2 separate regions of the Homo sapiens genome follow, and region 2 is linked to region 1. The links are chromatin loops, found by intact Hi-C in ENCODE. Cell type or tissue: endothelial cell of umbilical vein. All regions are shown on one strand. Links, peaks and the distances in the headings refer to the core of each region. The heading gives the core; the rest is flanking DNA.

Evidence for each region. Hi-C counts contacts between places; a loop is a spot of excess contacts. Peaks named below come from ENCODE experiments on the same cell type or tissue, not always from the same donor. Only the 100,000 strongest peaks of a DNase experiment are listed, where the experiment ranks them.
Region 2: a loop joins it to region 1, with 17 times the contacts of the local background. A loop is called at or near these places in 2 of 110 quality-filtered maps.

The regions. Positions count from the first base shown.
Region 1 is chr17:7,885,445-7,889,691 of GRCh38, reverse strand. It overlaps CHD3 (chromodomain helicase DNA binding protein 3), which reads right to left and starts at 903. Exons shown (of 40, transcript NM_001005273.3): 1 at 592-903; 2 at 1-28. The coding sequence starts at 691. RefSeq lists enhancers at 1-471, 3,791-3,840 and silencers at 1,881-2,040, 4,091-4,170. In endothelial cell of umbilical vein, for the core only: a CTCF peak has its summit at 350; DNase peaks (open chromatin) are centred at 391, 2,051 and 3,591; H3K4me3 peaks cover 2,929 bases; H3K27ac peaks cover 3,617 bases.
Region 2 is chr17:8,151,642-8,156,140 of GRCh38, reverse strand. It overlaps PER1 (period circadian regulator 1), which reads left to right and starts at 3,737. Exons shown (of 23, transcript NM_002616.3): 1 at 3,737-3,804. RefSeq lists enhancers at 1,693-1,832, 1,084-1,864, 3,496-3,790. In endothelial cell of umbilical vein, for the core only: no CTCF peak of the experiment used is centred there; DNase peaks (open chromatin) are centred at 1,800, 2,410 and 3,660; H3K4me3 peaks cover 1,099 bases; H3K27ac peaks cover 4,000 bases.

The DNA of each region.
Region 1 (4,247 bases), core at 248-4,247:
GACGGCAGCAGCCGAATGTCATCCTTATCTTTGAAGCAAAAAGCATCAGAAAACCTAAGCCTCTAGGTTTCCAGCCTCTGAGGCCCCTCAACTTGCCCCTTCCCCACCTCGGCAGTTCCCACTCTCTAGGAAGCATTAACTCCTCCAAGCCCTGCCTCCCTTCACTGGATGCAAACAGAAAGTGTTTCGAGTACTCTGGGATGCTCTGGTTCTGAATGGGAGGTCAGGGGTCAGAAGAGAAGAGCAGCCAAACCACTCCCCTCCCTCCCCTCCTACTAACAAGAGACCAGGCTCCAGGCCATGGGCTCTGACTGTGGCAGGTCCTTTCAGTCACCGCCAGGGCTCCTCCTGCCTTCCCCCTCACTTCGCCAGCTGGCATCCTGCCCAGGAACTGGGGAAGCCATGCCCAGCTGCTGGCCTGGCCTGACCCCAGCACTTGGAGTGGGGAGACACAAGCTGGCAGCTCCCTAAGCCAGATGCTGGGGAGGGAGAGCCAAAGGTGGACACCTGGGTTCTCACACTAACACCCTGGGGCCCTGACATCCTTTTGCCAAGAGGGAGGCCTCTATTTACATTTCCTCGGATAATTACCAGGCATCCTGTCACCCCAACACAGTCCTGGAGGAAAAGAAATCCTCAGCTGGTCATTTTTACTTCTTGCCCACAGGATCACAGTGTCTGCCGCCTTCATCACACAGGAGAAAGTCTCCACAATTACCTAAATATTCCTCCTCCCAAGTAGCCTAAAACCTACCTTCAATTCTATTCCCATCTCCCTGCTCCCTTTGGGAACTAGGGGGCCATACCCTTTGTTTCCCGATCTCACCCTTCACCTCCATATTTTGTTCCAGATATCCTGACCCATTCATCTATACGCAGTATGGGAGACCCAAACAAAGATATAGGCACAGACAGACACACCCAGCATATGCCTTCTCAAAAGCACGCGCGCGCACGCGCGCACCCACACCCACACACACTCTCAGGCCCACAAATCCAGAGGATGGCCTGTACCTGCTTCAGCAGGGATAGGTCCCTGGCTTTCTCCCCAGATGTCTCTGCCAGAGGACCCCAGGCCCCCCACCCCATTATCTGTGAAGGTGTCACTCTGTGAAGGCTTGGGGAACGGAACGGAGAGTTACCCCACATAAAGGAAGACAGGATGCCCCACAGACCTGGGGCCCTGGGGCTCTGGTTCACGTCCCTCCCCTACCAAGCACTAGACTAACCAGCCAGACCTGTCTAGTACAGAGAGAGGCAGCCGATGCAAGATGGGAAAGCCTGGGCTTGGCCCAGCCCCTAGCTCTAGGACACACAATCCTTTCTCCTTCCCTCAACAGCCAACGGAAAATTAGCCACAATTAACACCAGAGGCCTCCGTTTCCACTGCCTCAGAGTCGCTGCCTCGCCTTCCTTCAGTGCCACCTTTCCTGCTAACTCCAGCATCCTGTGTCCCCTTGTGCAGGAAGACACTCTAGGACTGTGTGCGTGTGTGCAGGGGGGTGGCTGCCAGAGCCCGGGTGTGAAACGGAATGGGGACTGTAATAGGAAGTCAGCAAGGAAGGCGCCATGCCCCAGCAGCCGGCTCCCCCTGGCCCCAGGGACTTCGGTTGACTTGAACATGGAAACGCAGGCTGCCGAGGCAGTGGCAAGGGCAGGCCAACTGGCTAAGGTTCAGGGACACGGCCTCGGCCACCACCAGCCAGGGGTGGTGCACAAGCCGGTTCACTCTACTCCCCACCCCAGCGGGAGGTTCCCGAACTTGGGCAGGCGTCGGTGGCGGGAGAGGCAAAGCGAGAACGGCAAGGAAAAGCAAGGAAGGGTAATAAAGCAAATCTAAGTCCCAACCTCGGTCTCAGCAGCCACTCAATGCTGGCCTGGAGCCCAGACTCTCCCACATCCCCGGCTCGGATCTCAGGGAGGCAGGGAGGAGAGAGGCGGGGGCCGGAGGGCGCAGGGCGGAGCCTGGCCGCCCGAGCAAGCGGGAGGAGTCTCGGCCGAAGCCTCGCCTCCCGCCCGCCCCTCTCTTCTTCTAATCTCACCATCAATCTCTCACACATATATTTATTTTTTCTCAAATTCCCCTCCCTCCCCCACAACGCACCACCATAATAGGTCTGCTGCACATGCGTACTGCAGGCAGGGGGTGGGTTTGTATTTTCAGACCTTTTGCAAAGAAACTACCAGAATTTTCCGCACCACCCACAATCATTCCCCACCCCCACCCCCAAGGAATCACATCTATATATTATGTTATATTATTTCTCTCGACTTGCCAGAAGGGGGAGGGAGAAGAAATGAGTTTTTGGCTTCCTGCTCCCTTCCCCCACCAACACGACTGCTATTATTTTAAACGTTTAACAATGTAAGGAGACTGGAGAGAGGGGGAAGGGATAAAATTGGTCTTGAGTAAGAATGTAAAACAAAATGGTGAGAATCAAAGCAGTCGGAATGGAAAACAATGGAAATCTCTCCTGTGCACAAATGCATACTCTAGACAAGGAAGAGCGAGGGCAGCCTGAACAAATTTCCTTAGAGGAGGGTTCTTTTCCCCACACTTAGGTAGACAGAAATAATGAGTGTGCTAAAAATAATTTCCCGAAGTTTTACCTCCGAAAGTCATCTGAGGGGGTGTATCTGGGTCACTCATTCGACTTGGAGGGCTGAAAGGGAGATAAAAATTGCCCAGGGGGAGAGGGGAGGTGGGTTTTCATTTCAGTTGTAAAATGTAAGCAGCCTCTGACGTCTCTTCTGGTCTATTCAGAAAGCCAAGAGGGAAAGGGGAGGCCGGGTTGACACAAAGACCCATCTCAACCTCGGATCCTTTCACGCTTCTCTCCCCAACGTACCCAGATCCGGGACCCACACCACCCCACCCCAGACTCCAAGTCCCAATACAAATAGGTGAGCGCTGCCAAGCCCCTGGCAGGACCTGACGGCCTTTCTTTCCCTCTTTTCAGCGCCTCTGCCGGAGGCAACCCCAAAGGCACCCTCTCCCCACAACTCCTCATTCCTCCTCCTCCTGCCAAGGCAGGGGGCTCTCTGGGAGAACTTTTTCAAAACTTTACCCTTTTTCAGACAAGCTTGGGGGGCGGGGAGACTTTATCCAGTTTCCAGGAGACACACATCCCTCCCCGACCCACAAGAAAGCACCCCCCGCTCCCCCAAAGGTCGTCTCGGCTAGACAGGAACGTTTGCCACAGAAGCCACACGGATCAATATGACAGTTTTACAAAGAGCCCGGAGTTGGCCGTTTTGAAGTTTGGTGCATTTGTGCCGCATGGCAGCCAGAGGCCCGGGGGTGCGGAGGTCCCCCTGCTGTTCCCCAAGCAGGGGGTGTGGACACCCAGATGCTCACCTATCCCAAAGAAGACTAGAAATCACTCCACTAGGAGGGTGGTCTGAGGGGGACACCGCTGGGCGCCTGACGCGGCGCAGCGGTCTGGAGAGCGCCGCCCAGAGAGTGCCGCCGGGTGACTTGTCACCTCGGGGGACGGGTGCTGAGTGATGGTCAAGCTGCAGAACAGCTGGGTGGGCAGTTCACGCCCCCCAACGTGCTCAGGGAGTGGGTGGTTTCAGCGAGAGAGTGAGTGACAGTGAATGGCAGCCACGTGAGAGTCACAGCTGGGCAGCTTGGCCACCCCAGACTGACGGGGTCAAGAGGGGGACCCCCCCCACCGCACTTGACACAAAAGAGCCCAGAGCCCCGGCGAGATGAAGGGGGTGGAGCCGGGGGTATCTGGTTCCCCAGACACTCTTCTCTCCGCTCCCCAATCCGAATGGACTGCTGTCCCTGCACAGGCTGGGGGAGCGAGGGGACGAGCTCCTGCCTTATTCCAGGAAGTGGTCTGCGTGGACTGTGGCCACCACCTGCCCCTACTCATCAGCAGCCCACAAACATTCACAAGACCCCTCCCTCGCGTGCCACCGCATGCCCCTCAGTTGGCGGGCACCTAAGTCTCCGCGGGTGGAGGGGGGTCCGATGGACACCGTCCCCACTCTGCCTGTCCAAGTCCTGAGCGGAGGGGGCAGGCCCGTCGGCTGCTCCGTGCGGGGAAACCCCACTCTCCCTCGGTCCAACCCCACCGGGGCCAGAGCCCGAGGGGCGCTCGCGCGGCCGCCCCTCCCCCACGTGCCCCTCCCCCACGCCGCCGTCCGGCCGCCAGGGTCTCGGCGGTCCCTCGCTCGGCCAGGGAGGGGGCCCTGGCTTCGCCTTGGCCGTTTCCTGCCTACCCCCTCCCCGCCGA
Region 2 (4,499 bases), core at 215-4,214, 270 kb before region 1:
CAGGTCTAGAGGGACGGGGTGGGAGTTAGTGACATCAGATCCCTCGCCCCCGTGGAGTCCCTGGACACTTGACTGCCCGGGGGGAAGGGCTCGGAAGCCCTCTGCGACCTGAGGGAGCTCCCTCTCAGGTCGGGACTGAAGGAGCCCCTGCTCCCAGGGTGTTTGGGTGGTCTCCTTAAACACTTGAAAGAGGCAGAGGTTCGGAGGCCGGAGGGAGGCCCTGGTAGGGCAAGTCGGAGGGTACCAAAGGGTTGGCATGCTGATATGAGAAAGGATGGTGTTTTAATTTGTGAGACCCAGAGCTAGTCACATTACGGCTCCGGGCGTCTTTCTCATGTTAAGCGGAAGGGTTTAGGCCTCAGAGTCGTCCTTGAGAATAGACGTGGGGTAGCAACTATTGAGTCCTGAGAGGATAGGGTTGGGGTTTGGGCAGATTGGCTGTGCACGTCTTCCTGAGCCCCTAGAGGTGGGGAGGCACCAACAGGGTGTTTTGGTATCTGTCTGTACAAACAACCAGGCCAGGCGTCTGGTAAAGTTGGCCTGAGGTAAAGTAGAAAAGTGAGGAAGTGGGCTTCGTAGGAAATCATTGGGGCTGGTGGCTGCTTGGGTGATCTCAAGCACTTTGTGAGCCTGGGAAAACGGGCTATGATGTTAAGTGTGTGGGGAGTGCAAACAGTGGCTTCGGATCAGGCCTAAGGCAGAGAAAGGGGTTGGATGGAGTCTGTGTTCCTGGCACCAAACTTAGAATTGGCTGGATATTTGAGAGGCCAGGTTTGCCAGTGCTGGAATGCAGCTTACAGGTTGGTTAACACCTCACAGGTTCCTCAAGGGTAAGAAACCAGAATGACAAGCCATTATTAGAGTTCAGATTTTTGAATCCTGGGCTCCATTTGTTAAGAGCTTGAGACCATGTTATGAGGCACTGGACAAGTTTAGTAACTTCCGTGCCTTAGTTATCCCCCATGGAATGGGGATAATAATACCTATCTCACGGGGTTGTTCTGGGGATGAAATAAGATAATATAAAGTGCTTAGCATAATGCCTGGGTTATGGTGAGAGATTTATGTGAATGCTGTGGCTGGGAACTAGTCTCATATTCTCAAGTTTTTCTGCAAGTTTTGATGGCGTCCCATTTCTCTCTTCCTGGCTCTTTTGGTCTTCAGGCAGCAGTCCAAATTCCCTCATTCCTCCCTTCTAGCCCTCTCCCAGGATCCAGGCCCTAGACTGGGCCACTTGCTCTGTCCCAGTTTGATTTTTTCATCCTAGGCCCCTTCTCCTCCCTGTCCGCGCCCCTCTCCCTTTCCCCCCGCCCGCTGTCATAATAAGAGATTCAGGCTCTGAAGGGGCTTCTGGAAGGTAGCAAAGGTGCGTCGTGTTCTCTCCCAGAGACAGGACCTCCAACTTCTCCGCCCTGGGTCTTTGGTACCAGGCCAGCAGATGTGTACAGTTTGGGAGAGAGGAAAAGCCAGAGCTGCAGGAACAAGCTGAGGAGCGGGCAGATGGGAGTCCTGAAAAGAGAGCCAGGCGTGGTGGGGGGAGGTGTGGGGAGGGGGCCCCCTTCCTACTAATCCTCTCTCCAGGAATCCCTGGCTTTGGGACAGGACGGCTGTCGTTTTGTTGGGGGAGGCGCCCAGGCTGGGTGCATGTCCTGGGCCACCAGCCAAGAGAACATGATGTTCCCAAGTGCGCTGGCCGCCGCCCTCTCGGGCTGGCCGCCTCCCAAACCGCTGCCTCTCCAGTCTCTCCAGCCTCCCTGCCCCACATTCCGAGGCAGCTTCGCCCCGCCCCCTTCTTCCGCTTTGACGTCACTGCTGTCTCCCGCCCCCTCGCCTCCATTGACGGCAGCAGGGCCTGGTTACTGTGGGGACGGTGAAGCAGGACAACAAGAGTCTTGGGAGCAAGCGGGGGCTGCTGGAGGGCTGGAGCCTTTTGTCTATGCAAAAGACAGGGAGATGGAGGCGGGAGATCAAGGACTGCCTGGGTTAGGGGAGATCACACCTAAATCCCTGAAGGGGGAGAAAAACCATGTTTCCAGGGAAGAGGTATCTGCAAACGAGATAAGGCCAAAGCCACAGTATGAGTTGGGGTGGAGAGGATCATTTTCAGGGAGAGGAGACTGAGAATCCAAGCTCCTGAATCTTTTTTTTTTTTTTTAATAGAGACGGGGTTTCTCCATGTTGGTCAGGCTGGTCTCGAACTCGCTACCTCAGGTGATCCGCCTGCCTGGGCCTCCCAAAGTGCTGGGATTACAGGCCACCGCGCCCGGCCTCCAGGCTCCTGAATCTTTTGTTTTCCTGTTTCGATTTTTCTGGGTTAATTTATAACACGATCTTGTCTCAGCTTTTCCACAGAGCCCTCCCCTTCACCCTTCCCTCATTGTTCAGGAAAGCTTAGGCCACGTGACAGTGAGGGGAGTGCCCCCACAATGATTATGTCAGCAGCTGCTTGGAGGCCTGTTCATCTACTACCCACGTTTCCAGGGAGCCCTGCGAGGAACTACTCATCACGGTCCTGGATGGAGGGGGCTGTGTAACTGCAGCTCTCCTGAGCCCAGACTAACATTTTATTGCCTGCAAATCGTGCCCCTGTTCTCTTTCTAGGACTACTCATCTCTTTTAGAGAATCAGAATTCCCAGCCCCCTTTCTCCTGTTGACACTCTTTTCCCACCTCCCCAACCTATCCTTGTTTAAAAAAAAAAAAATCATGTTTATCGATCACTTGCCATGTGTCAGGTCCTGTCCTGGGCTCTGGAGACTACAGTGAATGAGACAGATGACGTTCCGTCTGGGCCCCTGGAGTTTGGCTTTCTCTTTTCCAAGCAGTGGAAATATGAAGCCCTTGCCACCCCACATTTCTCTGTCTAGGGCCCCAGCTGGCCTCTTCTCTGGGCCATCCCCTTGGTCCCTCTGTAGTCCTGGCTTCCTGGCCCCCACTTTTGGGGCAGCTTTAACTGTGGGTGGCTGCGTCCTCTGGAGGAAAGTACTAGACACCACGTAGGCTGCCCGGAGACCTTGTCTCTGAGTGGCCATAGAAGCACCTGCCATTGTTTCCCTTCACAGCCACTATTGGCTCTGGTTGCCCCTTCCATTGTCCGCATCCTTCCTCCACCCACTCACCCACCGGTCACACGTGGACCCTTAACTGTCCTCTCCCAGGATTTGAAGTGTCAGAGGAAGTGCTTCGGTTAAAGGGCTTCATTATGTAGAACGAAGGTTGGGAGGGAACAAGGTTGGGAAAGGAACCCAGGAGAGGCCCAGGCAGGTTTCTGTCTCTCCCCTCCTCTCAAGGACCACCCATCTCATCCAGCGTGGCCTAACTTGCAGCGCCATTCCTTTTCCTCACCCTTGGAAAGGCGAAGATGCCAAGATGTTGTGTTCTGCAAGGCTAGTGCGTTCAGGAAGTAGACAAGTCTTGAGCACCTACCCCGGGCCGGGCTTTTTCCCTAAAGAGGCGCAGCGTATCTCCCTCTCTCCTCCCTTCCATTATTCAATGTGCAAGCGTCCTGCGCCCATTGGCTGGGCGGTGTCTGGGGCTCTTCAGCCCAGCACCAGCACCCAGGTCCACGTGCGCCCGTGTGTGTGACACAGCCCTGACCTTAGTGGAGACCACTAGCCAATCAGGCGCCGGGAAGAGATCCCCAGCCAATCGGGGGCGGGGCCTGCGGCTCCGTCGGCAAGAGGCCAATGAGGGGGCAGTGCCCGGCATTATGCAACCCGCCTCCCCGCCCGCCCGGTGGAGCTTCCACTCGGCTGCGGGCTGGAGCGGCGGCGGGCAGGCGTGCGGAGGACACTCCTGCGACCAGGTAGGCATCTCTGCGGCCATCCTGGGGCCGATCTCCGTCCCTGAGCCGGACCGCTGCCACTTCCAATCTGATGGGCTACTTTCGGCCCAGGCAGAGGGCACACTGTCGTCCTTACCGCTACCCACCCTCTCCCTGCCCCCAAGGACCGAAGTCCTCCTCGAAATCTTGCACCGGGAGTCTGCACTCCTGACCCACTCATCTTACCTCCAGCTTGTCCCCACCTCCCCGTCCCAGCTTTCCCGGCCCCACAGCCGACTCTCAGCGGGCATGCCCCGGTCTTCTTGCTCGTTACTCGAGGGGCCCCAGGTTTGCCCCGGTACCAGGACCCTATTAGGCTTTCAGCGCTCCCCGTGTCTCTGTTCTCCAGTCCCTGGCCCTGCGCCGCCTGTGATGTCAGCCCACTTCGGACTAGAACATCCCGTTCCCAGCGCTGGTTCCTGCTGTTGGCCACAACCTTCCCTTTTCCCCTGGCGCTCAGAAAATGCTCAGTAGTAGGGGTGTGGTTGGACGGGGAGTAGGGGAAGAAAGATCTGTTGGCTGTTGTGTGTCTTCTGCCCAAGGCTTGGGGTTGGTGGGGGGGTCTGGCCAGAAAAGTAGGGGACTGAAGAGAGAGGATCCTCGGGTCCTTGACGATGGCAGGTTGCCGGCTTCGGTCCTTGTGGTGGGGAAGCAGCGCAGGGGCTAAAGAAGGAAAG